Regions from separate parts of the Homo sapiens genome. Here region 2 is linked to region 1. Evidence: read pairs that join two places in POLR2A ChIA-PET (ENCODE). Cell type or tissue: PC-9. All regions are shown on one strand. Links, peaks and the distances in the headings refer to the core of each region. The heading gives the core; the rest is flanking DNA.

Region 1 (16,161 bases), core at 7,627-11,626:
TCTATTTTTTTCTTTGGTTGCTAATGCTTAAGTGTCATATCAAATAAATCATTCCCTAATCCAAAATCACAAAGATTTACACCTATGTTTTCTTGTAAGAAGTTTATAGTTTAGCTCTTAACGTACTTAGATCTTTGATCCAGTTTGAAGTAATTTTTATATATGTGAGGTACATGTAAGGTAGGAGTCCAAATTCATTCTTTGATATGAGATATTATCCCAGCACTATATATAGAAAAGATTATTCTTTCCCCATTGAATTGTCTTGAATTGTCTTGGCAACTTTGTTAGAAATCAATTGACCATAGATGTATGGGTTTATTTCTAGATTCTTGGTTCTATTCCACTCACCTAAATTTCTGTCCTTATGCCAGACTTGGTTAGTTTTGAATCCATTTTTTAGTTAAATATTGACTTATTCCCTGCATTTAAACTTCATAAATATAAAAAGCAATCTGTGTAGTGCAGTACACAATGTAAAATGACTGTTTCATTGCTTTGCAAATTCCATCTTAGAAGTTTTATGGTTCTGTAATGAATAATTGCTTGTAGAAATTTATTGAATTAATCGTGTATCATTGGGAATTTGCCAAAGGAGACTCAGAAAATCTTTTGGGAATAAAATCATTTAAATTTTCTGAATGCTGACTCAAATACTCAAAATTGCTGTTGGTATTTAATGATAACTTTTATTTTTCATCTTTTAAGAAATTCTGAGAGAAAATCAGGAATGAACTATGAAGTCCTTGTATTCCTAGTCCCTAATAGGACATTTTAATAATATACAGTACTAATTGTTTGTTGTTACAGTTAAGAATTTTACTTTTGGGTCTAATTATTTTTTCTAACTAAGTTTTAAAGAGAAGGGAAACTTAAGCAAGTACATTCATTCTAAACTTGTGTATATAATCTTTAATCTTAGAAGTGCATCTGTATTTTGATTTTTAGGTCAGCGTACACAAGTAGAGTTAGTTGTCCGTAGTCCCTCACCTTATCTGCGGTTTTGCTTTCGTATGGTTCTGAGGTCAGAAAATATTAAATGGAAAATTCCAGAAATAAGCACTTCATAAGTTTAAATTGCACACCATTCTGAGTATTGTGATGAAATTCATGCCATCCACTTCTGTCCTATCTGGTCTCACCTGGGACATGAATCATTCCTTTGTTCAGTCTATCCACACTATATACACCACCTGCCGTTAGTCACTGTGTAGCCATCTCGGTTATCAGCTCGACTGCTGTGGTATCACAGTGCTTATGTTCAAGTAACCTTATTTTACTTAATAATGGCCCCAAAACACAAGAGTTGTGATGCTGGCAATTCAAGAAGCTTTAAAGTGCTCCCTTTAAGTGAAAAGGTGAAAGTTCTTGACTTAAGAAAGGAAAAAAAAAAAAAAAAGGTATGCTGAGATTGCTAAGATCTACAGTAAGAACAAATCTCCCAGCTGGGCACTCTGGTTTAGGCCTGTAATCCCAGCACTTTGAGAGGCCAAGGCAGGAGGATCACTTGAAGATAGGGGTTTGAGACCAGCCCGGTCTACATGGTAAGACTCTGTCTCCACCAAAAAAAAAAAAGAAAGAAAGAAAAAAAGATGAATCTGCTATTCATGAAATTGTAAAGAAGGAAAAAAAAGAAGTTTCTGCTAGTTTTATTGTTGCACCTCAGACTGCAAAAAGTTACAGCCACAGTGCATGAAAAGTGCTTCATTAATATGGAAAAGGAATTACATTTGTGGATGGAAGACATAGACAGAAATGTGTTCCAGGTTTGGCAATGTTCAAGGTTTCAGGCATCCACTGGGGGTCTTGGAATGTATCCTCCACGGACAGTGGGGCATTACTGTATTATACCATTAGATCTTTGTCTAAATATTACTTGACTAATCATGAAAGAACTAGGAGGCATTTTAACTTATATTTAATTAGTGACAACTTTATGAAGATAGATATTTTGGAAGCTTGTAGAAATGTTGGAGGATGCAGCTTTGTGGGTATTGAATGGAAGTCTGCTCCAAGTAGAAAGAGTGCCATAGAAGGTGCCCATTGCATGAGTTGGGGGCATTAAGCTGTCCTTTTATCTGTTCCTTTTTTAAACCAAGTAATTTTATCTTGACAGGATGCAAATTCAATTAAAAAAATATTTTATATGAAAAAGGCTGAAATTGAACATCATGAAATGGCTAAGTCAAGTCTTCGAATGAGGTAGGTTTAAGAAAATGTCTAGGCTGGGCGTGGTGGCTCATGCCTGTAATCTCAGCACTTTGGGAGGCTGAGGTGGGCGGATCACGAGGTCAAGAGATCGAGACCATCCTGGCCAACATGGTGAAACCCCATCTCTACTAAAAATACAAAAATTAGCCGGGCGTGGTGGCATATGCCTGTAGTCACAGCTACTTGGGAGGCTGAGGCAGGAGAATTGCTTGAACCCGGGAGGCAGAGGTTACAGTGAGCTGAGACCGCACCACTGCACTCCAGCCTGGTAACAGAGCGAGACTCGGTCTCAAAAAAAAAAGAAAATGTCTAAAACCCTTAATGCCTTTATATTTGCTGAGTTTTCTAGGTAGTGAAATCAATAAACATTAACACGGTTTATGTTGCATTTCAAGGTGATACTTACAGTTGATATTATAATTCTGAAGATAGTAGTAACTCTTAGCACCTTTGCTGCTGAAGGGCTTCATTTAACTAGAAACATTTTTTAAAACTTTACATCACTATATACTTTGTACAAATATTATTGCTTTGTACAAATATGAATATACATATATAATATATGGTATATATTAATATTACACAGAATAGATAATAGTATGGTATTTATATATAATATTAGTAGTATGTATTCATATTTTTGGTAAGGCTATTTAGCAGGTATCAGGAGATCCAGTCTCATCCTGGCTTTTCCTTGTACTAGGACTGTGATTTTTTTTTTTTGAGACAGAGTCTCACTCTGTTGCCCAAACTGGATTGCAGTGGCACAATCTCGGCCCACTGCAACCTCCACCTCCCAGGTTCAAGCAATTCTTTTGCCTTAGCCTCCCAAGTAGCTGGGACTTCAGGCACACACCACCATGCCCGGCTAATCTTTTTGTATTTTTAGTAGAGACAGGGTTTCACTATGTTGGCCAGGCTGGTCTTGAACTCCTGACCTTGTGATCCACCCGCCTCGGCCTCCCAAAGTGCTGGGATTACAGGCGTGAGCCACTGCGCCCGGCCAGGACTGTGATCTTGAACTAGTCTTAGTTCTAGGATTGCATTTCTCCCTACCTGAAATGGGAAGGTTGGGTGACTACTTTCAAAGCTTTCCTCTGGCCTTGACATTGTTTCAGTACCAGGTCCTCTGGTCACTGCAGTGACCAAAAGCTCTCTAGGACCAGCCCTGGTCTGTTCTTCCCCGCAGAGTCCCCAGGGCCTGAAGCAGAGTCTGCTGCATAGTAGAAGTTCAGAAGTATTTTAGCATTTCTATTTAGAAGAGAAGAAAATGGTTGTGTGTGTGTTTGTTTACCCAGCACTCTAATTTCAGCTACCAAGTTTCTAAGCTTTTTATCTTATCTCTGGATAGGACTCCATCCAACTTGGCTGCAGCCAGACTGACAGGTCCTTCACACAGTAAAGGCAGCCTTGGTGAAGAGAGAAATCCCACTAGCAAGTATTACCGGTGAGAAAAAGAGTGTTTAGTCTGAGAGTTGACCTGTGCTTATAAAGATAGGCATACTAGTATTTGCCCAATGGCTATCTTGAAGGAATATTTTTGGGTATAGTTTGGTTGTTAATGAGAATCTGTTGTCAAATGGTTTATTTAAAAGGTTGAGTTACTAGGGTGGGCACAGTGGCTCACGCCTGTAATCCCAGCACTTTGGGAGGCTGATACGGGTGAATCACTTGAGATCAGGTGTTCCAGACCAGCCTGGCCAACATGGTGAAACTCCATCTATACTAAAAACTACAAAAATTAGCTGGGTGTGGTGGCGGGTGCCTGTAATCCCAGCTACTTGGGAGGCTGAGGCAGGAGAATCGCTTGAACTCGGGAGGCGGAGTTTGCAGTGAGCCGACATCGTGGCACAGCACTCCAGCCAGGGCAACAGAGGGAAACTCCATCTCAAAAAAAAAAAAAAAATTGAATTACTAACGTAGGCCTTATATCACCTCTCAGACGATGCTTAAGCATTGTTTCTCAGGCAGGCAGTGTTTAATATTAGCTACCAATAAAATGTGAGGTTAAATACTAATAGGTTTTTTAAATTCATAATAGAATTTTTTGTTTGTTTGGTTTTTGGTTTTTTTTTTTTTTTTTTTTGAGACGAAGTTTGCTCTCGTTGCCCAGGCTGGAGTGCAGTGGCACAATCTCTGCAACCTCTGCCTCCTGGATTCAAGTGATTCGCCTGCCTCAGCCTCCCGAATAGCTGGGATTACAGGTGCCTACTACCACACCCGGCTAATTTTTTGTATTTTTAGTAGAGATGGGGTTTCACCATGTTGGCCAGGCTGGTCTCAAACTCCTGACCTCAGGTGTTCCACCTGCCTCGGCCTCCCAAAGTGCTGGGATTACAGGCATGAGCCACCACGCCCAGCCTCATAATAGAATTTGTATTGTAAAATATGAACATCTTAGAAGATAATTATCAGCAACTGTGACTGAGTCCTTATTTTCCACTCCCTCTTTTCTAAGAGGAAAAAAATAGTTTCCTCGGCTAAGATTGATTATGAGAACCATTAAGTACAGAGATAAACTAAGGAGGCAATTGAATAGAAATTATTTTTCTTTCATCTTAACACTTTGTTAATAGTTCCTGTTCCCTGTAAAGTAACCTAATTATTATAACATCCTTCCCTGTCTAATTGCTTTTTTTTTTTTTGTAGTAATAAAAGAGCAGTACAAGGAGGTCGTTTATCAGCAATTACAATGGCACTTCAATATGGCTCAGAAAGTGAAGAAGATGCTGCTTTAGCTGGTAGGCATTAGGTTTTGACTAGCGAAATGCCTTCTTAGTGGATCCTTCTAGCTAAATGAAATTGCAGTGATTTTTTCTGGCCTAGGGTTTGCTGGTTTGGGAAGTACATGCTATTTTATTGCATTTGATTGTACTCTGGTAGTCAGACCTATCAAAAGGTTAATGCTTTATCTTGTCTTAAAACTCATATTTGGGTAAATAATACTTCTGCAAAAATAATTGATAACTTAGCAGATCCTGGTTTAAAACCTATAATGATAAATAGTGAGTACTAGTAAAAGCATCAGAAAATCTCAGAAATCCACATTCATCTTAGATTTTCAGGCTTTAGCTTATATTTTCAGTATGCTCTAATTTCTTCTTGGCTTGTCTTTCTCTTAAGTTTGATATAATATTTTCCCCTTTACTATAGATTTTTTTATGTGTAAAGATAAAATTTGTTTCATTAAATTATTCTGGTATATTCTTTTCTTTCTTTCTTTTTTTTTTCTTTTTTTTTTTTTTTTTGAGATGGAGTCTCGCTCTGTTGCCCAGGCTGGAGTGCAGTGGTGTGACCTTAGCTCACTGCAACGTCCGCCTGCCGGGTTCAAGTGATTCTCCTGCCTCAGCCTCCTGAGTAACTGGGACTACAGACACGCGCCACCACACCTGGCTAATTTTTGTGTTTTTACTAGAGACGGGGTTTTACCACATTGGCCAGGCTGGTCTTGAACTTCTGTCCTCATGATCCACCTGCCTCGGCCTCCGAATGTGCTGGGATTACACCACGCCTGGCCTCAATTTTATTATTGAATGTTACACAACAGACTTCTCCAGTTGTATCTTGTTTTTAACTAAATCTCCTATAGAAATTTCATAATCACTATAGGCTATTATGTATAAATTTACTTTTTTGAAACATTGATCTACAGAATTAAGTATTTTTTTATTTAAATTGGGCCTGGTCTTATCAGAAATTGAAAAAATATTATCTTCTTGTTAGCATTGTTTTTTACTGATTATAAAAGTGACACACGGCCGGGCATAGTGGCTCACACCTGTGATCTCAGCACTTTGGGAGGCTGAGGGGGGTGGATCACTTGAGGTCAGGAGTTCAAGACCAGCCTGGCCAACATGGTGAAACCGTGTCTCTACTAAAAATACAAAAAATTGGCCAGGTATGGTGGAGCGCACCTGTAGTCTCAGCTACTCGGAAGGCTTAGGAAGATCACTTGAACCGAGGAAGTGGAGACTGCAGTAAACCGAGATCACACCACTGTACTCCAGCCTGGGCAACAGAGCAAGACTCTGTCTTGGGGGGAAGAAAAAGAGGTTATATGGCTGGTTACAAGAGACACATCAAATATAAAAACATAAGAAAGTTGAATCTAAAAGGATGGATAAGACCAGGTGTGGTGACTCACACCCATAATCCCAGCACTTTGGGAGGCCTAGGTGGGAGGATTGCTTGAGCCCAGAAGTTCAAGACCAGCCTGGGCAACATGGCAAAACGCTGTCTCTACAAAAAATACAAAATTTATTCAGGCGTGTTGGTGCATGCCTGTATTCCCAGCTACTTGGGAGGCTGAGATGGGAGGATCCTGAGCCCAGGGAGGTTGAGCCTGAAGTGATCACACCACTCCACTCCAGCCTGGGCAACAGAGTGAGACCCTGTCTCAAAAAATAAATAAAAAATAAAAATAATAAAATTGGGCTTTTGTCTTGAAAAAAAGAAAAGGATGGCTAAAAGATACACCAGGCGAATAATAACCAGGCGAATAATAACCAGAGTAGCTACACTGACTTTTGATAAGATGGACTTTCAAACAGAGATCATTACACAGATAAAAAGGATTGCCTAATGATGGTAGAAGGTTAATTTCATCAGCAAGTTAAATTGTAGAAGAGCTCAAAATATGTAAAACAAGCAGATGAAACTTTACAGAGAAATTCAAAACACTACCCTTAGTCTGGAAGCCCTCTTCTCTCAAGAGCTAAACAGAAAACGAATGAAGATAGAGATTTGAACACACTTCTTCATGTAAGTATTTGTTTCCTATTGCTGCTGACACAGTACCACATACTTAGTGGCTTAAAACAATGCAGGCTGGTACACTGGCTCACGCCTCTTATCCCAGCACTTTTAGAGGCTGAGGCAGGAGCATCACTTGAGTCCAGAAGTTTGAGACCAGCCTGCTCGACATAGAAACACCCTGCCTCTACAAAAAAAAAAAAAAAAATTTTTAAGGCAGGGTCTCCCTCTGTCACCCAGGCTGGAGCAGTGGCGTGATCTTGGCTCCCTACAACCTCCACTCCTGGGCTCAAGCAGTCCTCCCACCTCAGCCTCCCTAGTAGCTGGGACCACAGGTACTTGCCACCACACCCAGCTAATTCTACAAGAAAAATTTAAAAAATAAGCCATATGTAGCTACTCCAGAGGCGGAGTTGGGAGGATCACTTGAGCCTGGGAGGTTGAGGCTACAATGAGTCGTGATCCCACCACTGCACTCCAGCCCTGCCTCCAAAAAAAAAAAGAAAAGAAAGGAAACCTTTAACAGGAAAGATCAATAAAATCAAAAGTTATTCTGTTAAAACCCTTAATAAAAATAAGTCTGAGGTGAGATTGTCAAAAAGGCATAAATAAACAATATTGGCGGGGAGGAGAGCATACAGAGTTTTAAAAAAGAATGTGTGAATAAGGCCAGGCTTGGTGGCTCACGCCTGTAATCCCGGCACTTTTGGAGCCTGAGGTGGGCAGATCACCTGACGTTGGGAGTTCGAGACCATCCTGGCCAACATGGAGAAACTTTCTCTGTCTCTACTATAAATACATATAGTGGCACATGCCTGCAATCCCAGGTACTTGGGAGGCTGAGGCAGAAGAATTGCTTGAACCCGGGAGGCGGAGGTTGCTGTGAGCCAAGATTGTGCCATTGCACTCCAGCCTGGACAACAAGAGCAAAACTTTGTCCCCCGCCCCCCCCCCCCAAAAAAAAATGTGAATAACGTTATGCAAATATATTTAAAAATTTAGATGACCAGATTTCTAGAAAATAAGCACCTAAAATGGATTCAAGAATAAAAAGGCTGGCTCACACCTGTAATCCCAACACTTTGGGAGGCAGAGGCAGGAGGATCACTTGAGTCCAGGAGTTCAAGACCAGCCTGGGCAACATAGCGAGACCTCATCTCTGCAAAAAGAAAAAGAAAAATTAGCCGGGCGTGGTGTGGTGCATGTCTGTAGTCCTACCTACTTGGTAGGCTAAGGCAGGAGGATTGCCTGAGCCCAGGAGTTCAAGTTTGCCGTAAGCTATGATTATTCCACTACACTCTAGCCTTGGCAACAGAACGAGACTCTGTCTCTTAAAAAAAGAGAGAATACGAGGTCAGGAATTTGAGACCAGCCTGACCAACATGGTGAATCCCCGTCTCTACTAAAAATAGAAAAATTAGCCAGGCATGGTGGTGCACGCCTGTAATCCCAGCTGCTCAGGAGGCTGAGGCAGGAGAATTGCTTGAACCCAGGAGGCGGAGGTTGCAGTGAGCTGAGATCACGCCATCGCACCCCAGCCTTGGTGACAGAGCGAGACTCCGTCTCAAAAAAAAAAAAAAAGAATAAAATGAAATATTCCCACTTAGAAAATACCAGGCCAAACATTTAAGGAACAGAATTTTAAATAAACTCATGCAGAGAATAGAAAAAGAGCTCCGCAGTTCATTCTGTGAATCTAACATAACCTGTGAATCTAATATAACCTAGACATCAAAACTGCACAAAATATAAGCACACTGTCTAGCAGTGTGTATAAAAGATAGTATATAAGGACACAGTTGGATTTAGGATTAGAAAAGATAAAAGTAATCTTTACCACAGTAACAAATTATAAGAGTAAAATCATATGATTTGCTCAGCAGATGCATTTGATAATTGTTTCAGTTCCCATTCAAGATAAAAATTATTTGCTAACTAGTAAGAGAGGGGGATATTGATATAAAGTATCTCCTTTTTTTCTTTTTTCTTTTCTCTTGAGACGGAGTTTCGCTGTTGTTGCCCAGGCTGGAGTGCAATGGCGCAATCCCCGCTCATGGCAACCTCTGCCTCCCAGGTTCAAGTGATTCTCCTGCCTCAGCCTCCGGGTAGCTAGGATTATAGGAGCCCGTCACCATGCCCGGCTAATTTTTTTTTTTTTTTTTTTTTTTTGTATTTTTAGTAGAGACATGGTTTTGCCATGTTGGCCAGGCTGATCTCGAACTCCTGGCCTCAAATGATCCGCCCGCCTCAGCCTCCCAAAGTGCTAGGATTACAAGCATGAGCTACTGCGCCCAGCCTTCTTTTTTTCTTGAGACTGGGTTTTACTGTGTCACCCAGGCTGGAGTGCAGTGGCGTGATCTCAGCTCACTGCAACCTCCACCTCCGAGGCTCAAGCAATCTTTCCACATCAGCCTCTGGCGTAGCTGGGACCACAGGCACATGCCACCACACCCAGCAAATTTTTTATATTTGTGATAGAGATGGAGTTTCATCATTTTGCCCATACTGGTCTCAAACGCCTGAGCTCAGGCAGGCTACCCACCTCTGCCTCTCGAATTGTTGGGGTTACATGTGTGAGCCACAGTGCCCACCAAGGGTATCTCCATTTTTAATGGAGAAAAGGTAACAGCATTTCCCTTACCAACAGAAACAAGGTAATACTGTTACCTTTGTTGGTCACAGTACTAGCCAGCCTACAGTGACAACAATAAGGTGTAAGGATCAGAAAAGATGTATAAGGATTACAGTTGACAGTTTTTTTAAAAGATGCCGCTTACAGTAGCAACAAAATATATACCTAGGTGTAAATCCAACTGCAGGCTCTTTAGGGGAGAGATCAGAGGTATTAGAGTCAGAAAAGACTAGTTTCAAATTCTTATCTGCTTCTAGCTCCATGACTCTGGTTCCTAATCCCCTTCAACTGCTTTATGTGGTGGCTGAACTTGTGCAAGTAATTAACCTCATATGCCCAGTTTTCCCATTTGAAAAAGAAATAATACCCATCTTGTGTGTTGGTTTTAGGATTACCTGAGGCTGGTACTTATCAAGCTCTTAACACATAATTAAATTCTTTTTTTTTTTTTTAAGGCGGAGTCTCACTCTGTCGCCCAGGCAGGATTACAAGTGTGAGTCACTGCGCCTGGCCTAATTAAATTCTTTTTTTTTTTTTTTTTTTTTTTTTTTTTGGAGACAGAGTTTCACTCTTTTGCCCAGGCTGGAGTACAGTGGTGTAATCCCTGCTTACTACAATCTCCGCCTTCTGGTTTCAAGTGATTCTCCTGCCTCAGCCTCCCGAGTAGCTGGGATTACAGTCACCTGCCACCACACCCGGCTAATTTTTTTTATTTTTAGTAGAGACGGGGTTTCATCATGTTGGCCAGGCTGGTCTTGAACTACTGACCTCATGATTTGCCCGCCTTGGCCTCCCAAAGTGCTGGGATTACAGGCATGAGCCACCGTGCCCAGCCTAAATTCTTAATAAATGATTATGGTTCTTACCTGAGAGTACATAGCAACTATATGTTTATTCTGATCCATCAAGAAAAATTTAAATTATGGTCCTTACACACTGTTTAGGAGTTTGGGGAAATGAGCAACATATTTTTTATTTTTATAAAAATAATTACGTTTTGTTTGCTTTGGTGTTTTTATGATTTGCTTCTACCTAAAAATTCCCTCAGCAAGGGAATAGTCCTGGGGGATGTTTTAAATCAGTGGGCAAAGTCACAGAGATTTAAGGCTAAATCATGTCTGATAGAATCAGCCCAATCTAGGCTGGGCGTGGTGGCTCACGCCTGTAATCCCAGCACTTTGGGAGGCCGAGGCGGGCAGATCACGAGGTCAGGAGATCGAGACCATCCTGGCTAATATGGTGAAACCCCATCTCTACTAAAAATACAAAAAAAAACCAAATTGGCCAGGCGTGGTGGCACATGCCTGTAGTCCCAGCTACTCAGGAGGCTGAGGCAGGAGAATCATTTGAACTCAGGAGGCGGAGGTTGCAGTGAGCCAGGATCACGCCACTGCACTCCAGCCTGGCGACAGAGTGAGACCCCGTCTCAAAAATAAATAAATAAGAAATAAATAAAAAAGAATCAGCCCAATCTAAATTTATACTATCTTAAACTTCATGTTACTGTTTTAGTTCTGGGATCTCTGAATGGTTACTTGCTCCTTTTGGCCAAGCATAGCAAACAGTCTCTGAAGAAAGCACATTTCAGAAAGAAACTGTTTTGCAACCTTTAAAACTATTGTACTTTTACTATTTAATATTCTATTTCTATGTAATATTTCTCTAAACATGCAATTATGTTAAGCCTTTTTAGCATTATCTTTAATAAACATTTGAGAGGTTTTTTTGTTTTTGTATTTGTTTTTGAGATGGAGTCTTCATCCGTCACCCAGGCTGGAGTACAGTGGTGTAATCTCGGCTCACTGCAACCTCCGCCTTCTGGGTTCAAGCAATTCTTCTGCCTCAGCCTCCTGAGTAGCTGGGATTACAGGTGCATGCCACCATGCCCAGCTAATTTTTGTATTTTTAGTAGAGACGGGGTTTCACCATGTTGGCCACGCTGGTCTCGAACTCCTGACCTTGTGATTCACCCACCTTGGCCTCTCAAAAGTGCTGGGATTACAGGCGTGAGCCATCACACCCAGCCTTAGAGACTATTTTTTTAAAGTAATTATTCCCTTTATCTTAGAATTTTTTTAAAAAAGGGCCAGGCGTGGTGGCTCACACCTGTAATCCCAGCACTTTAGGAGGCTGAGGCTGGCAGATTGCCTAAGCTCAGGACCTTGAGACCAGTCTGGGCAACATGACGAAACCCCATCTCTACTGAAAAATCCAAAAATTAGCTGGGTGTGATGGTGTGCACCTGTCTTCTTAGCTACTCGGGAGACTGATCTGGGAGAACTGCTTGAGTCCCAGAGGCAGAGACTGCAGGGAGCCAAGATCGCACCCTTGCACTCCAGCCTGGGTGACAAAGCCAGACCCTGTCTCAAAAATAATAGTAATAATAGTTTTCAAATATATTTAGTTCAATCTGGAAGGTTGTTAAATGAACTTTAAAGTATGGTTCTTTCTTCATCTCATTCGTCCCTTTATAAATACTTTTTTTGTCTTTCCAGCTGCACGCTATGAAGAGGGAGAGTCAGAAGCAGAAAGCATCACTTCCTTTATGGATGTTTCAAATCCTTTTTATCAGCTTTATGACACAGTTAGGAGTTGTCGGAATAACCAAGGGCAGCTAATAGCTGAACCTTTTTACCATTTGCCTTCAAAGAAAAAATACCCTGATTATTACCAGCAAATTAAAATGCCCATATCACTACAACAGATCCGGTAAGATGTCTTCTACATTATTCAGTATAATTTTATTTTGTTGTGGCTGAGCCTGCACATAATGTATTTCTTCCTAAAATGGATAAGGATATTAAAGGTAAAAATGGTGTTTTTTTTTAACCTCAAATTTTAACTGTTCATTACCTTTTTTTTTTTTTTTTTTTTTGAGACGGAGTCTCAGTCTGTTGCCAGACTGGAGTGCAGTGGCGTGATCTCGGCTCACTGCAACCTCCGCCTCCTGGGTTCAGGTGATTCTCTTGCCTCAGCCTCCTGAGTAGCTGGGACTACAGGTGCGCACCACCACACCCAGTTAATTTTTGTATTTCTATTAGAGACTGGGTTTCACCACTTTGGCCAGGATGGTCTCGATCTCCTGACCTCATGATCTGCCCACCTCGGCCTCCCAAAGTGCTGGGATTACAGGTGTGAGCCTCTGTACCCAGCCTTAACTGTTCATTATCTTATAACTGAGCAAAGTACGAAAATCTTTCAGCCTACCTCTTTTATTAATATTTTAATTATGACAGTTAATCTGTATTTAAGTTATGTATCTATAGTTGAAACCCCAGGATAAGCATAGTCAGTTCCTGGAGAATTCATTAACCGCAACCATACCAGAAAGATGATTCATCTTGTTCTCTTTTTTCTATTTAGAAAATGTTAAAGTGATCATTGGGCTACCAGACAGAATACTTAAATCACAATAGTGTCATTAAAAATAGTAGGACGTCTCAACCACAAAAAAAAACCCAATTCAGAAATGGGCAAAGGTCTTGAATGGACCTTTCTCCAAGGAAAATATACAGCTGGCTAATAAGCACATGAAAAGGTGCTCAGCATCACTAATTATTAGGAAAATGCAGTTCAGAACTTTTGTGTGATACCACTTTGCACTCATTAGGATGGTTACTTTAAAAAAGTAATAATAATAATTATTGGTGTGTATGTGGAGAAATTGGAACCTCTGTGCAGATAGTGGGAATGTAAAATGGTATAGACGCTGTGGAAAACAGTGTGGCAGTTCCTCAAAAAATTAAACACAGAATTACCATGTGATTAAGAAATTCCATTTTGCATATGTACCCCAAAGAAATGAAAGCAGGGTCTCAAAGAGGTATTTGTAAACCTGTGTTCACAGCAGCAGCATTCACAATAGCTAAAACATGGAAGCTCAAGTATGCATCAAGAGATGAGGGGATACGCAAAATGGTGTGTACATACAATGGAATATTATTCAATCTTTAAAAGAAATTTTGAAACGCTCTAACATGGATGAAGCTTGAGGACATTATGCTAAGTGAAATAACCCAGTCACAAAATACAAATACTGAATGATTCTATTGATATGAGTATTTGTGCAATCAGAAGTCATAGAGACATAGACGCTGATCCAGAACATTAAAAAAAAAAATCAGAGACAAAATAGAATAGTAGTTGCCAGGGACTAGGGGAAGAGGGAAACAGGAAGTTACTGTTTAATGGGTATAGAGTGTCAGTCTTACAAAATGGAAAGAGTTCTAGAGATGGATGGTCATATTAATTGCATAGCATTATGGAAGTATTTTATACTACTAAACTGTACACTTAAAAATGGTCAAGGTAGGCTGGGTGCAGAGGCTCACACCTATAATCCCAGCACTTTGGTTAGCCAGTGATTTGGTGGGCAAATCACTTGAGGTCAGGAGTTTGAGATTAGCCCGGCCAACATTGTGAAACCCCGTCTCCATTAAAAGTACAAAAATTAGCCAGGCGTAGTGGCAGGAGCCAGTAATCCTAGCTACTCGGGCGGCTGAGGTAGGAGAATTGCTTGAACCGGGAAGGTGGAGGTTGCATTGCAGTGAGTCTAGGTCGCACCACTGCACTCCAGCCTGGGTGACAGAGTGAGACTCCATCTCTTAAAAAAAAAAAAAAAAAAGGTCAAGGTGGTAAGTTTTGTGTTATACCAAAATTTTTCAAATTGGGGGGGATAGTAACCTTTTCTTCAGTGCCCATTTTCTATCCATACCTCCCAATATCAAATTTGCTTTTTTCTTTTTGTTAAAGAGACAGGGTCTCTGCTCTGTTGCGTAAGCTGGCATGATCAACTCGAACCTCTGGGCTCAAGGGATCCTTCTGCCTCAGCCTCCCAAGTAGCTGGGACCACAGACACATGCCAACATGCCCAGCTAATTTTTTTAAATGTTTTTGTAGAGACCAAGTCTTGCTTGTTGCCCAGGTCTTGAATTTCTGGCCTTAAATAATCCTCTCACCTCAGCCTCCCAAAATATTGGGATTCCAGGTGTGAGCCACCATACCCGGCCTTTTAAAATCTCTTCTGTGAAAGCTAAAAAAAATCCATAATGTCATGGAGTATATTTTTGGACTCTGTATGATATCTCTGAAAGTCAAAAATCCTGATTTCCAGACAGACACAAAATTCATGAGCTTTTAATTTATTTTTAAATAGATCCTGACCTAGTTTCTGTTTCTGTAAAAACAGCAGGGTCTCAAAGAGGTATTTGTAAACCTGTGTTCACAGCAGCAGCATTCACAATAGCTAAAATTTCTGTTTCTATAAAAAGCAGAATAGGTGACCATTCCCAAAGAATCATAAAAATTCAAAACATTCAAAAGAATAAATATCTTTAAGGAAAGTTAACCAAAAATCTTAAGTTGGAATCAAATGAATGTGTTCAAAATCACTTGGTTTGCCTTCCATCTTTGAATCAGTCTCTGTGAATTTTGATATTACCTGTACATTCCAAGCTCCTTTCTTACATTACAAATTTTCAAAGATATTTATTGCTTTCAGGAAATCAATAAAAATTCTTAGACTTTTTGGTATAAAGAACAGAAAAATAGTTTAATTGGTCCCGCTGTGCCTTCTTGTTTATTTAAATTAAAAATAAACTTAAAAATATCAAAAGTTGGCCAGGCGAGGTGGCTCACATCTGTAATCCCAGCACTTTGGGAGGCTGACGTGGGAGTATCACTTGAACATGGGAGATGGAGGTTGCAGTGAGCCAAGATCATGCTGCTGCACTCCAGCCTGGGTAACAGAGTAAGACCCTGTCTCAACAAAAAGAAAGAAGTAATATTATAAAATATGATGCTTTATAGTAGAATACCCAGATAGAGTCAAGAAGCAGGTAAAACTACCTTAGCTAAGTAACAGTAAGTTGGCTTCATGGCAGATATTTAATGTGCTTGCTGGATTCTAGGAAATAAGGCTGGCTAACAAAGTATGTTTCATGCTTTTGCATTTGTAACTTTTGTTTTCACCATTTGATCAGTAATAATTTTTTTTTTTTTTTAATAGAGAAAGGGTTTTGCCATATTGCCCAGGCTGGCCTCAAACTCCTGAGCTCAAGCAATCTGCCCGCCTTGACCTCCCAAAGTGCTGGGATTACAGGCGTGAGTCACCACGCCTGACGTTGATCAGTAGGATTTATGGTGCTTTTATTTAATCCAGACTTTGGAGGTCCTGTATACAAGTAGGATACAGAAGATTAGTTTTTTTGGTCTTATTAAAATAACATGGAAATTAAGGCTGAGATTCATTACAGAAATAGCCTAGAAATATGTCTTTTATATTCTTTGCGTTGGGAAAAGATAGTGATAGTCTTGCAGATGTTAAGAAGTTCCCTGTCCAAAATTTTGAACAATTTTTGTTCTTGGTTTCCTTTCTCCTTCATTATTATTTTTAAATTATTTAAATAGTCTATTACAGTAGCTTAGTTCAAAAGAAGACAAATTCTTAGCCAGCTCAGTCCCCTGCCAACACAGCCTTCTTCCAAGTTGAAATTTTCTAATATAAACTTTGCTTTAAGTCAGTAATATCTCCCCTCCCCTTTCTAATTTATAATGGCAATTGTGTG
Region 2 (16,161 bases), core at 5,116-9,115, 50 kb after region 1:
TCCCACACAATACGGGGAGACTTTAATACCCAACTGACGGTACTAGACAGACCATCAGAGCAGAAAATTAACAATGATATTCCGGACCTGAACACAACACTGGGCCAAATGTACCTGATAGACATCTAGAGAACTCTCCACCCAAAGATCAACAGAATATGCATTCTTCTCATTACCACATGGGACATACTCTAATATCAACCACACAATTGGACATAAAACAATCCTCAGAAAATGCAAAAGAAGGAAAATTATACCAACCACTCTCTTAGACCACAGCACAATAAAAATAGAAATCAAGACAAAATCACTCAAAACCATACAATTATATGGAAATTAACCAACCTACTCCTGGATGACTTTTGGGTAAATAATGAAATTAAGGTAGATATCAAGAAGTTCTTTGAAACGAACAAAAACAAAGACACAACATACCAGAATCTCTGGGACACAGCTAAGGCAGTGTTAAGAGGGAAATTTATCACACTAAACACCCACATCAAAAAGATAGGTCAATGGCCAGGCACGGTGGCTCATGCCTATAATCCAAGCATTTTGGGAGGCCAAGGAGAGTGGATTGCTTCAGGCTAGCAGTTTGAGACCACCCTAGCCAACATGGCAAAACCTCTTCTCTACTAAAAATGCAAAATTTAGCTGGGTATGGCAGTGTGTGCCTGTAGTCCCAGCTATTCGGAAGGCTGAGGCACAAGGAGGTGGAGGTGGCAGTGAGCCAAGATTGTGCCACTGCACTGCAGCCTGGGTGACAGAGCAAGACTCTTGTTTAAAAAAAAAAAGAAAGATCTCAAATTAACAACCTAACTTCATAGGAGAAAGAACTAGAAAAGCAAGAGCAAACCATTCCCAAAGCTAGCAGAAAAAAAGAAATAATCAGAGCTGAAAACTGAAGGAGACTGAGACAGGAAAAACCATTCAAAAGATTAACAAATCTAGGAGTTGGTTTTTTGAAAAAGTTGGTAAGATGGACCGCTAGCTAGAATAATGAAGAAGAGAAAAAATCCAAGTAAACACAATTAGAAACAACAAAGCGGGTGTTGCCACTGACCCCTCAGAAATACAAATAACTAGCAGATACTACTATGAACACCTCTATGCACACAAACTAGAAAATCTAGAAGAAATGGATAAATTCCTGAACACATACACCCTCGCAAGACTGAAACCAGGAGGAACTTGAATCCCTGAACAGACCAATAACAAGCTCTGAGATTGAATTAGTAATGTATAGCCTAGCAACCAAGAAAGGCCCAGGACCAGGTGAATTCACAGCCAAATTCTACCAGATGTACAAAGAAGAGCTGGTACCATTTCTACTGAAACTGTTCCAAATAACTGAGGAGAAAGGACTCCTCCCCAACTCATTCTTTGAGGCCAGCATCATCCTGATACCAAAACCTGGCAGAGATAACAGAAAAAACTAGGCCAGTATCCTTGATGTTTATTAATGCAGAAATCCTTAAGAAAATAACTAGCAAACCAAATCCAGCAGTATATCAAATAGCTAATCCACCATGGTCAAGTAGGCTTTATCCCTGGGATGCAAGGTTGGTTCAGCATACGCAAATCAATAAATGTGATTCATCACATAAAAAAGAACTAAAGACAGCCAGGTGTGGTGGCTCATGCCTGTAATCCCAGCACTTTGGTAGGCCAAGGTGGGTGGATCACCTGAGGTCAGGAGTTCGAGACCAGCCTGACCAACATGGTGAAACCCTGTCTCTAGAAACAATACAAAAATTAGCCAGGTGTGGTGGCACGCACCTGTAGTCCTAGCTATTCGAGAGGCCGAGGCAGGAGAATCACTTGAACCCAGGAGGCAGACTGCAGTGAGCCAAGATCGCACCACTGCACTCCAGCCTGGGCGACAGAGCGAGAATCCATCTCAAGTCTTAAAAAAAAAAAAAAAAAAAAAACCTGGTGCAGTGGCTCACACCTGTAATCCCAGTACCTTGGGAGGCTGAGGCGGGTGGATCACAAGGTCAGGAGTTCAAGACCAGCCTGGCCAAGATGGTGAAACCCCATCTCTACTAAAAATACAAAAATTAGCCGGGCATGGTCGTGGGCACCTGTAATCCCAGCTACTTGGGAGGCTGAGGCAGGAGAATTGCTTGAACCTGGGAGGCAGAGGTTGCAGTGAGCCGAGATGGCGCCACTGCATTCCAGCCTGGGCATCAGAGCATCAGAGCAAGACTATGTCAAAAAAAAAAAAAAAAAAAAAGGCCGGGCGCAGTGGCTGACGCCTGTAATCCCAACAGCTTGGGAGGCCGGGGCGGGTGGATCACGAGGTGAGAAGTTCAAGACCAGCCTGGCCAAGATGGTGAAACCCCATCTCTACTGAAAATACAAAAATTAGCCGGGCATGGTGGTGGGCATCTGTAATCTCAGCTACTCAGGAGGCTGAAGCTGGAGAATTGCTTGAACTTGGGAGGCGGGGGTTGCAGTGAGCCGAGATCATGCCACTGCACTCCAGCCTGGGAGACAAGAGCAAGACTCCGTCTCAAAAAAAAAAAAAAAAAAAAAAAAACAAAGACAAAAACTACATTATCTCAATAGATGTAGAAAAGGCTTTTTGACATATTAAAAACTCTAGATAAACTAGGTATTAAAGAAACATACTTCTAAATAATAAGAGCCATCTATTACAAAGCCACCCAACGTCATGCTGAAATAACCAAAAGCTGGAAACATTCCCTTTGAAAACTGACACAAGACAAGAATGCTGTCTCCCACCACTCCTATTCAACATAGTACTGGAAGTCCTGGCCAGGGCAGTCAGGTAAGAGAGAGAAATAAAGGGTATTCAAATAGGAAGAGGGAAGTCAAACTACGTCTCTTTGCAGATGACTTAATTCTATATCTAATAAACCCATAGTCTCAGCCCAAAAGCTCCTTCAGCTGATAAACTTCAGCAAAGTGTCAGGATACACAATCAGTATACAAAAATCACTATCATTCTTATACACCAATAGCAGCCAAGCCAAGAGCTAGATCAGGAACGCATTGTCATTCACAATTGCCACAAAAAGAATAAAATACCTGGAAATACAGCTAACCAGGGAGGTGAAAGATCCCTACAATGAGAATTACTCACTGCCCAAAGAAATCAGAGATGACAGATGCAAATGGGAAAACATTCCATGCTCATGGATAGGAAGAATCAATGTTATTAAAATGGCCATACTGCCCAAAGCAATTTACAGATTCAGTCCTAATCGTATGAAATTACCAATGACATTCTTCACAGAACTAGAAAAACTATTTTAAAATTTAGATAGCCAGGCACGGTGGCTCACGCTTGTAATCCCAGCACTTTAGGAGGCTAAGGCGGGCAGATCACTTGAGGTCAGGAGTTCAAGACTCTGGGTGACAGAGTGAGACTGTCTAAAAAAAGAAAAAGAAAATTTAATGTTTCAGGAGGAATAAAATAAATAACATTTAAAATGCTTATTATTAGCTCTTCCATTTATGGGAAATTAACCTAAGGAAGTAATCAAAGATTTGGGCAAAGCTTTATCCTCAATAAAAACCCTGTGATATTTGCAAACGATAGCTTGTACTGGAACTTTTTTTTTTTTCTTTTGAAATGGAGTATTGCTCTGTCACCCAGGCTGGAGTGCAGTGGCCTGATCTTGGCTCACTACAACATTCACCTCCCAGGTTTAAGCGATTCTTCTGTCTCAACCTCCCAAGTAGCTGGGACTACAGGCACCTGCCATCATGCTGGCTAATTTTTTAATATTTTTAGTAGAGATGGGGTTTCACCATGTTGGCCAGGCTGGCCTTGAACTCTTCTTGACCTCAAGTGATCCGCCCGCCTCGGCCTCCCAAAGTGCTGGGATTACAGGCGTGAGCTGCCGCTACCGGCCTGTACTGGAACTATTAATAAGTTTTACTTAACAAAAATAAAAGTCATCTGGGCGCGGTGGCTCACGCCTATAATCCCAGCATTTTGGGAGGCTGAGGCAGGCGGATCTCAGGTCGAGAGATCGAGACCAGCCTGACCAAGATGGAGAAACCCCATCTCTACTAAAAATACAAAATTAGCCAGGCGTGGTGGTGCATGCCTGTAATCCCAGCTACTCGGGAGGCTGAGGCAGGAGAATTGCTTGAACCTGGGAGGCAGAGGTTGTGGTGAGCTGAGATTGTGCCATTGCACTCCAGCCTGGGCAACAAGAGCGAAACTCCGTCTCGAAAAAAATAAATAAATAAAAATAAAAGTCATTTTGAAAAGCATTTCCTCTCAGGGCTAGTGTTCTTGATATATTAAGTATATATACTAGATATAGTTTATAGTATATTGTAGAATATATGTATTCTATATTTCTTCAATTCTAAGACTCCATTAAATGTGTCATATTCGTGTAATAACTTAGTGAAATGAAACACATTAAGAAGCATTAAGGTGGGGATGAAGTATATCAGAGATTATCTCTAGAATTACTTGATTCGAAACGACATACGTACTTCTTTGTGCCTTTCGATATTATCCAAAATGTCCATATGATCATATATTAGTAAGGTGATGTTTTTATTCTCTACATCCTTTGTGTAGTTATATATTCATTTAAATTAATGATGGTTGTAATTCAAAGATAGTTTTGAGTAGAGGCTATTAGGAATGTGAAGATCATACTATTGCTGATTCCTGCCTTCGCATGTTGCAAATGGAATTAAATGTATTAAATGTATTATTAGTATGTGTTGTTTGAACCCTACATCTGACTTCAGCATCCCTTTGGTGAGTACCTTTTTCCTTTATTTATTTATTTTTTTACCTAAGAAGCTGAAAAGAGTGAAGATTCCTCTGGTGCTGCAGGCCTCTCAGGCTTACATCGCACATACAGCCAGGACTGTAGCTTTAAAAACAGCATGTACCATGTTGGAGATTACGTCTATGTGGAACCTGCAGAGGCCAACCTACAACCACATATCGTCTGTATTGAAAGACTGTGGGAGGATTCAGCTGGTAAGTTTGTTTTAAATCAAAGGACAGTTTAGTGAGATATGACTGTTTGACTTCTCCTTGCTCCTCAGGGAAGAAAATTTTAACTCAGACATCTTAAGCCTTTCCATAATAATTGTTCAATATGTCAATAAATGTAAGTAAGCACCCATCATATGAAAAACATAGGACCTATTGGGCAAGTGTCACAGTTGAGTCAAAAGAAATACAGCTTCTAGGTCGGGCGCGGTGGCTCACGCCTGTAATCCCAGCACTTTGGGAGGCTGAGGCGGGCAGATCACAAGGTCAGGAAATCGAGACCATCCTGGCTAACACAGTGAAACCCTGTCTCTACTAAAAAGATACAAAAAATGAGCTGGGCCTGGTGGCGGGCGCCTGTAGTCCCAGCTACTCGGGAGGCTGAGGCAGGAGAATGGCGTGAACCCAGGAGGCGGAGCTTGCAAGGGAGCCGAGATCACGCCACTGCACTCCAGCCTGGGTGACAGAGTGAGACTGTCTCAAAAAAAAAAAAAAAAAAAAAGAAAGAAATACAGCTTCTTAAAGTCTGGTTGAGATTCATTCATTCATTTGATACTTATTAAAAACATACTTTGAGCCAAACTTTATGTAGAGTGACATAGATTCAGAAGAACAAAAAGCTCATATTTTCCCTTGCAAAACTACTCCAGTAAGGAAGATTATGATCAAAAAAGAAATTATTATAGAATGACATGCCTTGGCTTAGCATTTGTTTTCAAAAAGGCTTTCTAGAACAGTTGCCTTTAAATTGAGACATGGAGTATGCATAGAAATTAATGAAGCCAGAAGTTGGTGGAAATGTGATCCAGGCAATCCAGTTCTTTGAGCTGCCTATCACATGAAATACTTTTGTATTCCTTCACCAGAGAGCTAAATATGTCCTTCAGTAGCATATCTGTCCCCTTACTAAAGTGCACAACTCTAGGTATGTACTAACCAGAGCAGAGTGGAGCAGGTCTCATCACCTGTCCTCCTCATTATGTACTTTATATGGCTTTTAATATGAAGAAGAGCCTGGGCAACATGGCAAGACCCCTTCTCTAGAAAAAATAAGAAAATCAGCAGGGTGTGATTGCACTTGCTGTGGTCCCAGCAACTTGAGAGGCTGAGGCAGGAGGATCACTTGAGCCCAAGAGGTTGAGGGTGTATATATATATATATGAGGGGGGAAAAGTAGCATGCATTTTTTAGGCCTCATTACACTTTATTATTTTTGAGTATTATTTCTCCTGTGGATAATTATATTAAACTGTAGCTGTAAAAATAAGCACAGTGCTAGGTTCATGTCATGGCAGAGTGGATTGATGGTGTATTTCCTAATTTTGCAAAGAATGTGTGATTTCTGAGCTGGACACAGTGACTTATACTTGTAGTCCCAGCTACTCAGGAGGCTGAGGTTGGAGGACCACTTTGGCCCAGGAATTCAAGTCCAGCCTGGGCAACGTAGTGAGACCCAGTCTCTTTAAAAAAAAAAAAAAAAAAAAGTGATTTCTGTTAACAATGATTCTCTTTCTCTTCCCCTTCCCCCACCCCCCATTTTTGAGGTGAAAAATGGTTGTATGGCTGTTGGTTTTACCGACCAAATGAAACATTCCACCTGGCTACACGAAAATTTCTAGAAAAAGAAGTTTTTAAGAGTGACTATTACAACAAAGTTCCAGTTAGTAAAATTCTAGGCAAGTGTGTGGTCATGTTTGTCAAGGTAAGAAACTCATTAAATCCCAAAGTCTCACTCATTCCCTAGGAATAAAATTTTAAAACACAGAAAATAATCGATGTTTACAAAATTAGGAACTCTGTTTTAAGCTATTTTTTAAGCCGTGTCTATATAGCTATATGAAAAGATTTGGGAAGAAATTAACCTGAACTTCGTTGTGAAAGACCACTTGCTGCTTACACTATTTGGCTATAATGCAGTTAGGTTAAGTTTTTAATATTGCCAGGCTAATTTTTAAGTATGATGTTTTTTTAAGGATAATCATTACAAATTTTCAGTTTGTTTTTTAGGTAATAATGTGTGCTTTTGTGTGTCTGTCTGATACACACACACAAGCCCTCTTCAAAGCTTTAAGGAACATTATAGCTATATGAAATGTTCATATGTTTTCAAAGAGCAATTGTAAGCTAAATGGAATTATTTGTTTTTATAATTTAAAGGGTGTGTATATAATAAGTCCATTCCGTAGCCAAAGAAATACTTCTAAATCTCTGGTCATTTATTATTTTTTGTTAACTGCCAGAAAGTCTGTAATCAGTTCAGCTTTTGTTTGGTTGGTTGGTTATTTGCTTTTTTTTTTTTTTTTTTTGATTGATTTTCAGAAAATTCACCTAACTAGTTTTATTCTTATGCCCTCCCCACCCCCCAGGAATACTTTAAGTTATGCCCAGAAAACTTCCGAGATGAGGATGTTTTTGTCTGTGAATCACGGTATTCTGCCAAAACCAAATCTTTTAAGAAAATTAAACTGTGGACCATGCCCATCAGCTCAGTCAGGTTTGTCCCTCGGGATGTGCCTCTGCCTGTGGTTCGCGTGGCCTCTGTATTTGCAAATGCAGATAAAGGTGATGATGAGAAGAATACAGACAACTCAGAGGACAGTCGAGCTGAAGACAATTTTAACTTGGAAAAGGTATGCAGATAATAGCCACACAGAAAAAATTTTACATCTCAAAACACCTATTCCAGAAAATAAATGAATAAAGTATTCAAACTTAGAAAAAGAGCAACAACACAAAACCTTAGCCAAACAGGAAGAAGGAAACTATAACAGAAAGAAATTTACACTTTCAAAACTGTACATTATAATTTAAAAGTAAATCAGGCCAAGTGCATTGGTTCACGCCTGTAATCCCAGCATTTTGGGAGGCCAAGGCGGGCAGATCACGAGATCAGGAGTTCGAGACCAGCCTGACCAACATGGTGAAACCTCATCTCTACTAAAAATACAAAAATTAGCTGGGTGTGGTGGCGCGTGCCTGTAATTCCAGCTACCCAGGAGGCTGAGGCAGGAGAATGGCGTGAACCTGGGAGGCGGAGGCTGCAGTGAGCTGAGACCACGCCACTCTACTCCAGCCTGGGCAACAGAGTGAGTCTCTGTCTCAAAAAAACAAAAAATTTTTTTAAAGTAAATCTAAGAGCTAATTATTTGACAAGTCCAATTAGATAAACTGCCAACTATCTAATAATGGGAAAAGAAAGGGGTTAAACTTCGACACAAAATGTGGAAGAAGGCCAGGCGCGGTGGCTCACACCTGTAATCCCAGCACTTTGGGAGGCCAAGATGGGTGGATTACCTGAGGTCAGGAGTTCGAGACCAGCCTGGCCAACGTGGTGAAACCCTGTCTCTACTAAAAATACAAAAAATTAGCTGGGTGAGGTGGTGGGTGCCTGTAATCCCAACGGGAGGCTGAGGCAGGAGAATCGCTTGAACCCAGGAGGCAGAGGTTGCAGTGAGCCGAGATCGTGCTATTGCAGTCCAGCCTGGGCAACAAGAGCGAAACTCTGTCTCAAAAAATAAATAAATAAATAAATGTGGAAGAAATGTAAAGACTGTATATTTCTGCTAATAAATTTGAAAACCTAAATAAAATGGCTAATTGTCTAGGATATTACAAATTACCAAAATGGAATCAAGAAGAGATATAATACAGAATGTACAACAACATGAAGAAATTTTTTAAAGTATCATAGAACTGACCCCAAAGAGTACTGAGGTCAGACAGTTCCATAGGTGACTTTTTCTTTAAGGGACCTATGATTATTATACTGTTGAAGCTGTTTCAGAGCAGGGAGAACAAGAAATTTCCAGTTTGTTTTGCAAAGCCAAGATAATCTTGATTTCACAACCTGAAAAATAAAAACAAAAAACTGCAACTCAGTCTTATTCATGTATATTGATGCAAAAATTACTTGGGGGAAAAAGTAAGTGAAATCAAATTACTTCTTTGAGAACAACATGACCAAGAAGTGGGAATTCATTCTAAGAAAGCAAGAATTGTTCAAAGTTAGGGAGATCTTTAAATTTCATTCATTATTCCATTAGATCAAAGGAAAGATTATTTGGTAGAGAACCCATCTTGATTTTTTTTAAGACTTTCAATAGGTATTTCTTCTAGTGTAATTTTTTTTTAAATTCATATTTGTGTCTCAAGCCTGAAGCCTATAAAACAAATTCCTTTTTAAATTTACACACTGGACAAAGGGGCTTACTGTTCTAGTGTTACTTAATATTTTTTGAAATTAGCCAATGTAGTTAGATAAACAAAAGCAGTAAAAATATTGACAATAAAGAAGCAAGATGGCAGGCGTGTTGGCTCATACCTGTAATCCTAGAACTTTGGGAGGCCAGGGCAGGTGGATCGCTTGAGTCCAGGATTTTGAGACTAGCCTGGGAATCATGGTGAAACCCCATCTCTACAAAAAGTACAAAAATTAGCCAGGCATGGTAGCACATGCCTGTAGACCCAACCACTTGGATGGCTGAGATGGGGGTATCCCATGAGCCCAGGAGGTAGAGGCTGCAGTAAATTGTGATTGCACCACTGCACTCTAGCCTGGTCAACAGAGCAAGACCGTCTCAAAAAAAAAAAAAAAAAAAAAAAAAGCAAGAATACTTTTCTGCAGATAATTGGGGGAAATTAACTGAAAAGGTTGGAAACAGAAAATTTAGCAAATAGAAATTTCAAAATCCATATGTAAATGAATAGTCTTCATATATAAACTAGTAAGACTTTTGAAAGTAAAGTGAAAGTGTTGAATACACTTTAGCAACTGTTAGAAAAATCTTATGGGAGAAAATATCCATTTCACACTAACAACAAATTAAGAAATAACCTTAACAAGGAATATATAGAACCTCTAGGAAAAAAATTTACTGAAGGACATAAAAGACTTGCATAGATTGTTTTTGAAACTTGACAAAATTATTCTAGCATTCTTATTAAGAATAAATATGTGACAGTCACCAGAAAACAAGGGGGAAAAAGGGGTATGAAAGAGAGCTTTGCCCTTTGATAGTGAACTGAGGGATTTTTTTAAATTTAAAAATTAGAACTTTGCCCTGCCAGATGTATTACATTTTATAAAACTACAGTTAAAAAACAAAATTAAAACCCAGTACAGTGTCACACGCCTGTAATCCCAGCATTTTGGGATGCCAAGACAAGTGGATCAGTTGAAGCCAGGAGTTCCAGACCACCCTGGGCAACATAGCAAGACCTTGTCTCTACAGAAGATTTTTAGAATTTTATTTAATTTAGAAAAACAGTAATTTACCTATAATTTTTTTTCAATAATAAACTTGGAATAGACGAGGATTTTCTGTTCATTATATAAAACCATTGATCATTTTATTGATTTATGATTGAAAATACAAGGTTAATAAAACAGTCTAGGGTTACTGTTTCTAATATACAAAGAGCTCTTTAGGGTCTAGGGGGGAAAGTAGGACTACAAAAATGAGCAGAGGCCCAAATAGATAATTTACGGAAAGAAGGCAGCAAAAAACATGTATTAGTTAACCTAATAGTTTGTATAATACCTAACAGGATGGCAAGAGTTGAAAAGACTGATAATATGTGTAGCCTGGTATAGGATGAGACCACACACACTTTTCTCCTATTGGTGTTTTTTTTTTTGTTTTTTTTTAGATGGAGTCTCACTGTTGCCCAGGCTGAAGTGCGGTAGCGTGATCTCAGCTCACTGTAACGTCCGCCTTCCTGGGTTCAAGTGATTCTGCTGCCTCACCCTCCTGAGTGGCTGGGATTGCAGGTGTGCACCACCGCACCTAGCTAATTTTTGTATTTTTAGTAGAGACAGGGTTTCACCATGTTGGCCAGGCTGGTCACAAACTCCTGACCTCTGATGATCCGCCTGCCTCGGCCTCCCAAAGTGCTAGTATTACAGGTGTGAGCCACCGCCCCCGCCCCTATTAGTTTTTTTTTTTTTTTTTTTTTTTTGAGATGGAGTCTCACTCTGTCCCCAAGGCTGGAGTGCATTGGCGTGATCTCAGCTCACTGCAAGCTCCATCTTCGGGGTTCACACCATTCTCCTGCCTCAGCCTCCTGAGTAGCTGGGACTACAGGCGCTCACCACCACGCCCGTCTAATTTTTTGTATTTTTAGTAGAGACGGGGTTTCATCGTGTTAGCCAGGATGGTCTCGATCTCCTGACCTCATGATCCGCCCGCCTCGGCCTCCCAAAGTACTGGGATTACAGGCGTGAGCCACCGTGCCCGGCCCGGTGTCTTTGACCCAGCAGTTTGATGGCAAAGAATATGCTCCAATGGTAGTACTCAAACAGGTGCTCCGAAAGATTCTACGTAAGAGGCGACATCATGGGGCTGGGAAAGAATGTGATTTTTTATATTTTATCAGTATGGGAATGTGTTGGAATCATAAAATAATTTCTTTTAAAAGCAGAATTATCCGGTCGGGTGCAGTGGCTCACACCTGTAATCCCAGCACTTTGGGAGGCTGAGGAGGTTGGCGTGGTGGCAGGTGCCTATAATCCCAGTTACTTGGGAGGCTGAGGCAGGAGAATCACTTGAACCCAGTAGGTGGAGGCTGCAGTGAGCTGAGATCACGCCACTGCATTCCAGCCTAGGCAACAGAGCGAGACTCCGTCTGAAAAAAAAAAAAAAAAGAATTATCAATGGAAGTCAGCATGATAATTAACTTAGATTTCTTACCTGGTATTTAGAAGTCTCTAGGAACTCTCTGTATATGAGTTACTTGGTCTTTTTTGGTCTCATATCTTTATTTCAATATTATATGACCAAGACAGGTCATTCAGGAGCTTTTTTTTTTTTTTTTGAAACGGAGTCTCGCTCTGTCGCCCAGGCTGGAGTGCAGTGGCGCAATCTCAGCTCACTGCAGCCTCCACTTCCCAGGTTCAAGTGATTCTCCTGTCTTAGCCTCCTGAGTAGCTGGGACTACAGGCGTGTGCCACCATGCCCGGCTATTTTTGTATTTTTAGTAGAGACGGATTTCTACCATATTGGTCAAGCTGGTCTTGAACTCCTGACCTCAGGTGACCCACCCACCTCACCTTCCCAAAGTGCTGGGATTACAGGTGAGAGCCACTACTCCCGACCGGAACTTTTTTAAAGAATAACTTTAGGCCGTGCTCGGTGGCTCATGCCTGTAATCCCATCACTTTGGGAGGCTGAGGCGGGCAGATCACAAGGTCAGGAGATCACGACCATCCAGGCCAACATGGTGAAACCCTGTCTCTACTAAAAATACAAAAATTAGCCAGGCGTGGTGGCACGTGCCTGTAATCTCAGCTTCTCGGGAGGTTGAGGCAGGAAAATCACTTGAACCCAGGAGGGAGAGGTTGCAGTGAGCCGGGATTGCGCCACTGCACTCCAGCCTGGAGACAGAGGGAGACTCCGTATCAAAAAAAAAAAAGAATTACTTTAGAATAGAACCCATTCCTTAAAGGAAAAGGTATTATTAATCTCATGGGTTGTTTTATTCACAGCTTCCATTCTTTCAGATGTCCCTTGCCTGTCATGTATATGGAACCTCTCTGATTCTTTTTTTTTTTTTTTTGAGACAGAGTCTGCCCAGGTTGGAGTATAGCGGCACAATCTCGGCTCACTGCAACCTCCGCCTCATGAGTTCAAGCAATTCTTGTGTCTCAGTTTCCCAAGTTCCTGGGACTACAGGCGCGCACCATCATGCCTGGCTAATTTTTGTATCTTTAATAGAGATGGGGTTTTACCATGTTGGCCAGTCTGGTCTCGAACTCCTGGCCTCAAGTGATCCGCCTGCCTTGGCCTTCCAAAGTGCTGGGATTACAGGCGTAAGCCACCACTCCCGGCCTTCCCTCATTCTTAATCATTTTCCAAGAATACCATTTCAGTATCACATTTGAAGTCATAAAGATCAGAATGTTAAATTATTTGGACATTGTGAAGGAGGAATTTTTTTAAGTGTGAAGTTTGAAGTATTCTCAGGAAGATGCTATAGAAAACTTGGAGGCTTTGGAGTTTCCTCAGCTTATATATGTTTTGGAGTTAATATATTTATAACATCTAGCCTTGTGCCGATTATCAGCTAGGTTCTCAGTAAATGATGGTTCTTCTTTACCATCTTTACATTAGTGAGAAGTATCTTCTTTTTGCTTTTTCTTTTTTAGTCAGGACTATAAAACAACAGTAATAATGATGTCTGTTAAGTGGTTTTTATGAGTTAGGCATTTTTCTATGTACTTGAGCATGGATTATGTCACTTAAGCTTCGTAAACAACCCTATCTGGTGGCCACACTATCATTATCTTCATTTCACAAATGAGGAAACTAAGGCATAAGAGGTCAAATAATTTGCCCAAAGCCATAGCAGTCATTAGGTGACAGATGCTGTAATTTATTAAAAAACAGAGCATGTTTGGCTGGGCGCAGTGGCTCACGCCTGTAATCCCCGCACTTTGGGAGGCCAAGGCGGGTGGATCACGAAGTCAGGAGATCAAGACCATCCTGGCTAACACAGTGAAACCCCGTCTCTACTAAAAATACAAAAAAAAAATTAGCTGGGCATGGTAGCGGGTGCCTGTAGTCCCAGCTACTCCAGAGGCTGAGGCAGGAGAATGGCGTGAACCCGGGAGGCGGAGCTTGCAGTGAGCCAATATCGCGCCACTGCACTCCAGCCTGGGCGACAGAGGGAGACTATGTCTCAAAAAAACAACAACAACAACAAAAAAAGCATGTTTATATCACAGAGGCTATGCTATTCCTTTCCATGTTGGAATAAATCAAAATAGTAAAAATTTTAGATCTATCAGTTGTTTTTTGTGGTTTGTTTTCTTTTGTTTGAGATAGGGTCTCATTCTGTTTCCCAGGCTGGAGTGCAGTGGCACGATCTCAGCTCACTGCAAACTCCAATTGCCAGGCCCAAGCAATCTTCCTACCTCAGCCTCCCAAGTAGCTGTGAATACAGGCGCATGTCACCAAAGACAGCTAATTTTTAAATTTTTTTGGAAATGAGATCTCACTGTATTGCCCAGGCTGGTCTTGAACTCCTGGCTCAAGCAGTCCTCCCACCTTGTCCTCCCAGTGTGCTGGGGTTATGACATAAGCCACTGTGCCTGGCCTAAATCTTATCAATTGTTAATGTTAAGACATTAAGGGAGCCCAGTAAATGTGATAGAGAGGAAGCTTGTATAGAATTTGCCCCTTACACTATAGTAATGCATGAATGAGTCTGCTTTTAAATACCGATAAATCCTCTCCAGTTTTTTTGTTTGTTTCTAAAGGCAGTGGGAATTGAGAGCAGGAGGGAGACAGGATAAAAGCATCTTGGGATAATATTGTTTTATGAAAATTAACTAGAAATTTCAAATAGATACTTGATAAGTCTTCGTTTATTTCAATAATCTAATTGTTTTGTTTCCTAGCCTCCTTCAGAGTTTCTCTTTATGTTTTTTTGTTTGTTTGTTTTAATTTACTTTTTTCTTGAGACAGGGTCTTGCTCTGTCGCCCAGGCTGGAGTACAATGGCGTGATCCTAGCTCACTGTAGCCTCGACCTCCTGAGCTCGAGTGATCTACCCACCTCAGTCTCTTTGAGTAGCTGGGACTACAGGCATGCGCTACCATGCCCAACTAATTTTTTATTTTAATTTCTTTCTTCAGTTGAGACAAGGTCTCACTATGTTGCCCAAGCTGGTCTCAAACTCTTGGGCTCAAGCGATCGTCCTGCCTTGGCCTCCCAAAATGCTGGGATTACGTGAGCCACGTAACCAATGGTGGTTTTTTCTTTTAAGTTAATGTGAAAGAAAAGTCTGCTTTCGTTTCTTACCTTCTCTATTCCTTGATTATCAACTACCTTTCTTCAGCCAGTTTTCTTTACAACAGGAAAAAGAAGATGTCCCTGTGGAAATGTCCAATGGTGAACCAGGTTGCCACTACTTTGAGCAGCTCCATTACAATGACATGTGGCTGAAGGTTGGCGACTGTGTCTTCATCAAGTCCCATGGCCTGGTGCGTCCTCGTGTGGGCAGGTGAGTGTCATTGAATTAGGGAAGATGAGGTTGAATCTGAGAAATTTGGAACCAGTAGAAATTAGTCACCCTTCGGATGAAGACAAAAGTCCTTCCCCTGGCAGTTTCTCCAGCTTCTTCTCACACCATGTTCCCCTCCAACCACACTTTCTTCCTTAAATTATCCCTTTGGGCTCTTTTGTTTTCTTCCACTATTTACAGAACTTTCAGCTCAGAAATCTCCCTGCCTACTTCATACAGTAAACTCCTTTAGCATAAATTTGAAGTGACACTTTCTTAAAAGGAAGTCTTTCCTGTCCACTGCAGAATGGGTTAAGTCTCCCTGTTGCACACTCTCAAAGCACCACATATTTCCTTCTCCTTAGCGTATATATCACATATCGGTGTTCATTGTGTTATTGTCAGGTTTCACCCTTGTATTCCCTGCTCAAATCATAGTGCATGAAACATAGTAGGGCCTCAGATATTTGATGAACAAGTAAATGACAAAAGGATGACAGTATGGTTGAATGGCAAACACAGCAGAGTCTGGTATAGGGTTGGGTAGGAGAGGATAGTGGCTAAGAACAGTAGTTCATTCCCTGAGTCCCAGCTCTGTTAGTTGTAGGTCCTTAGGTGAATGATTTAGCCCTCTAGGCTTCAGTTTATATCTGTTCATCATTCAGTAAGCATTTATTATACCTACTATTTACCAGGCTCTGTGGATACATTAGTGAATAAAACAGACAAATATTCTTTTTCCTGGGGAGCTTTTTTCTAGTGTGAAGACAAACAACATCTTGAATAAGTAAAGTGTATAGTATGTTAGGTCATGATACGTGCCGTAGAAAAAATAGAGGAGAACAAGGGGAGAAGGGGGTCCCATGGTCAGAGCAGGGAGAATGGTTTATATAGGCCTCACTGAGAAGTCGGCAGCTGAACCAACACTTGAAGAAACTGAGAAAGTGAATAATGTGAATATCCAGGGAGAAAGGATTCCAGGCAGTGGGAACAGCCAGTATAAACACCTGAGGAGAAACATGCCAGGCCTGTTTGTTAGTAGGAGAGTGAGCCATTAATGAGTTAGTAAGAGATAAGTGCCAGGGGTAGGGTGCATATCACATAGGGCCTCAGAGACCATTATAGGGATTTGGGTTTTTACTGAGTTAATGGAGTGCCATC

The links. Peaks named below come from ENCODE experiments on the same cell type or tissue, not always from the same donor. Only the 100,000 strongest peaks of a DNase experiment are listed, where the experiment ranks them.
Region 2: POLR2A ChIA-PET joins it to region 1 with 8 read pairs; 7 of 35 experiments call an interaction of 5 or more read pairs at or near these places.

What each region holds. Positions count from the first base shown.
Region 1 is chr3:52,630,745-52,646,905 of GRCh38, reverse strand. It overlaps PBRM1 (polybromo 1), which reads left to right. Exons shown (of 32, transcript NM_001405607.1): 9 at 2,117-2,202; 10 at 3,563-3,658; 11 at 4,861-4,952; 12 at 12,091-12,304. Among named protein-coding and RNA genes, the nearest start is that of PBRM1, 47 kb to the left of the region's middle. In PC-9, for the core only: no CTCF peak of the experiment used is centred there; a DNase peak (open chromatin) is centred at 10,075; H3K27ac peaks cover 829 bases.
Region 2 is chr3:52,577,893-52,594,053 of GRCh38, reverse strand. It overlaps PBRM1 (polybromo 1), which reads left to right. Exons shown (of 32, transcript NM_001405607.1): 20 at 4,799-4,984; 21 at 6,544-6,701; 22 at 7,366-7,629; 23 at 14,855-15,000. Among named protein-coding and RNA genes, the nearest start is that of UQCC5, 49 kb to the right of the region's middle. In PC-9, for the core only: no CTCF peak of the experiment used is centred there; no DNase peak of the experiment used is centred there.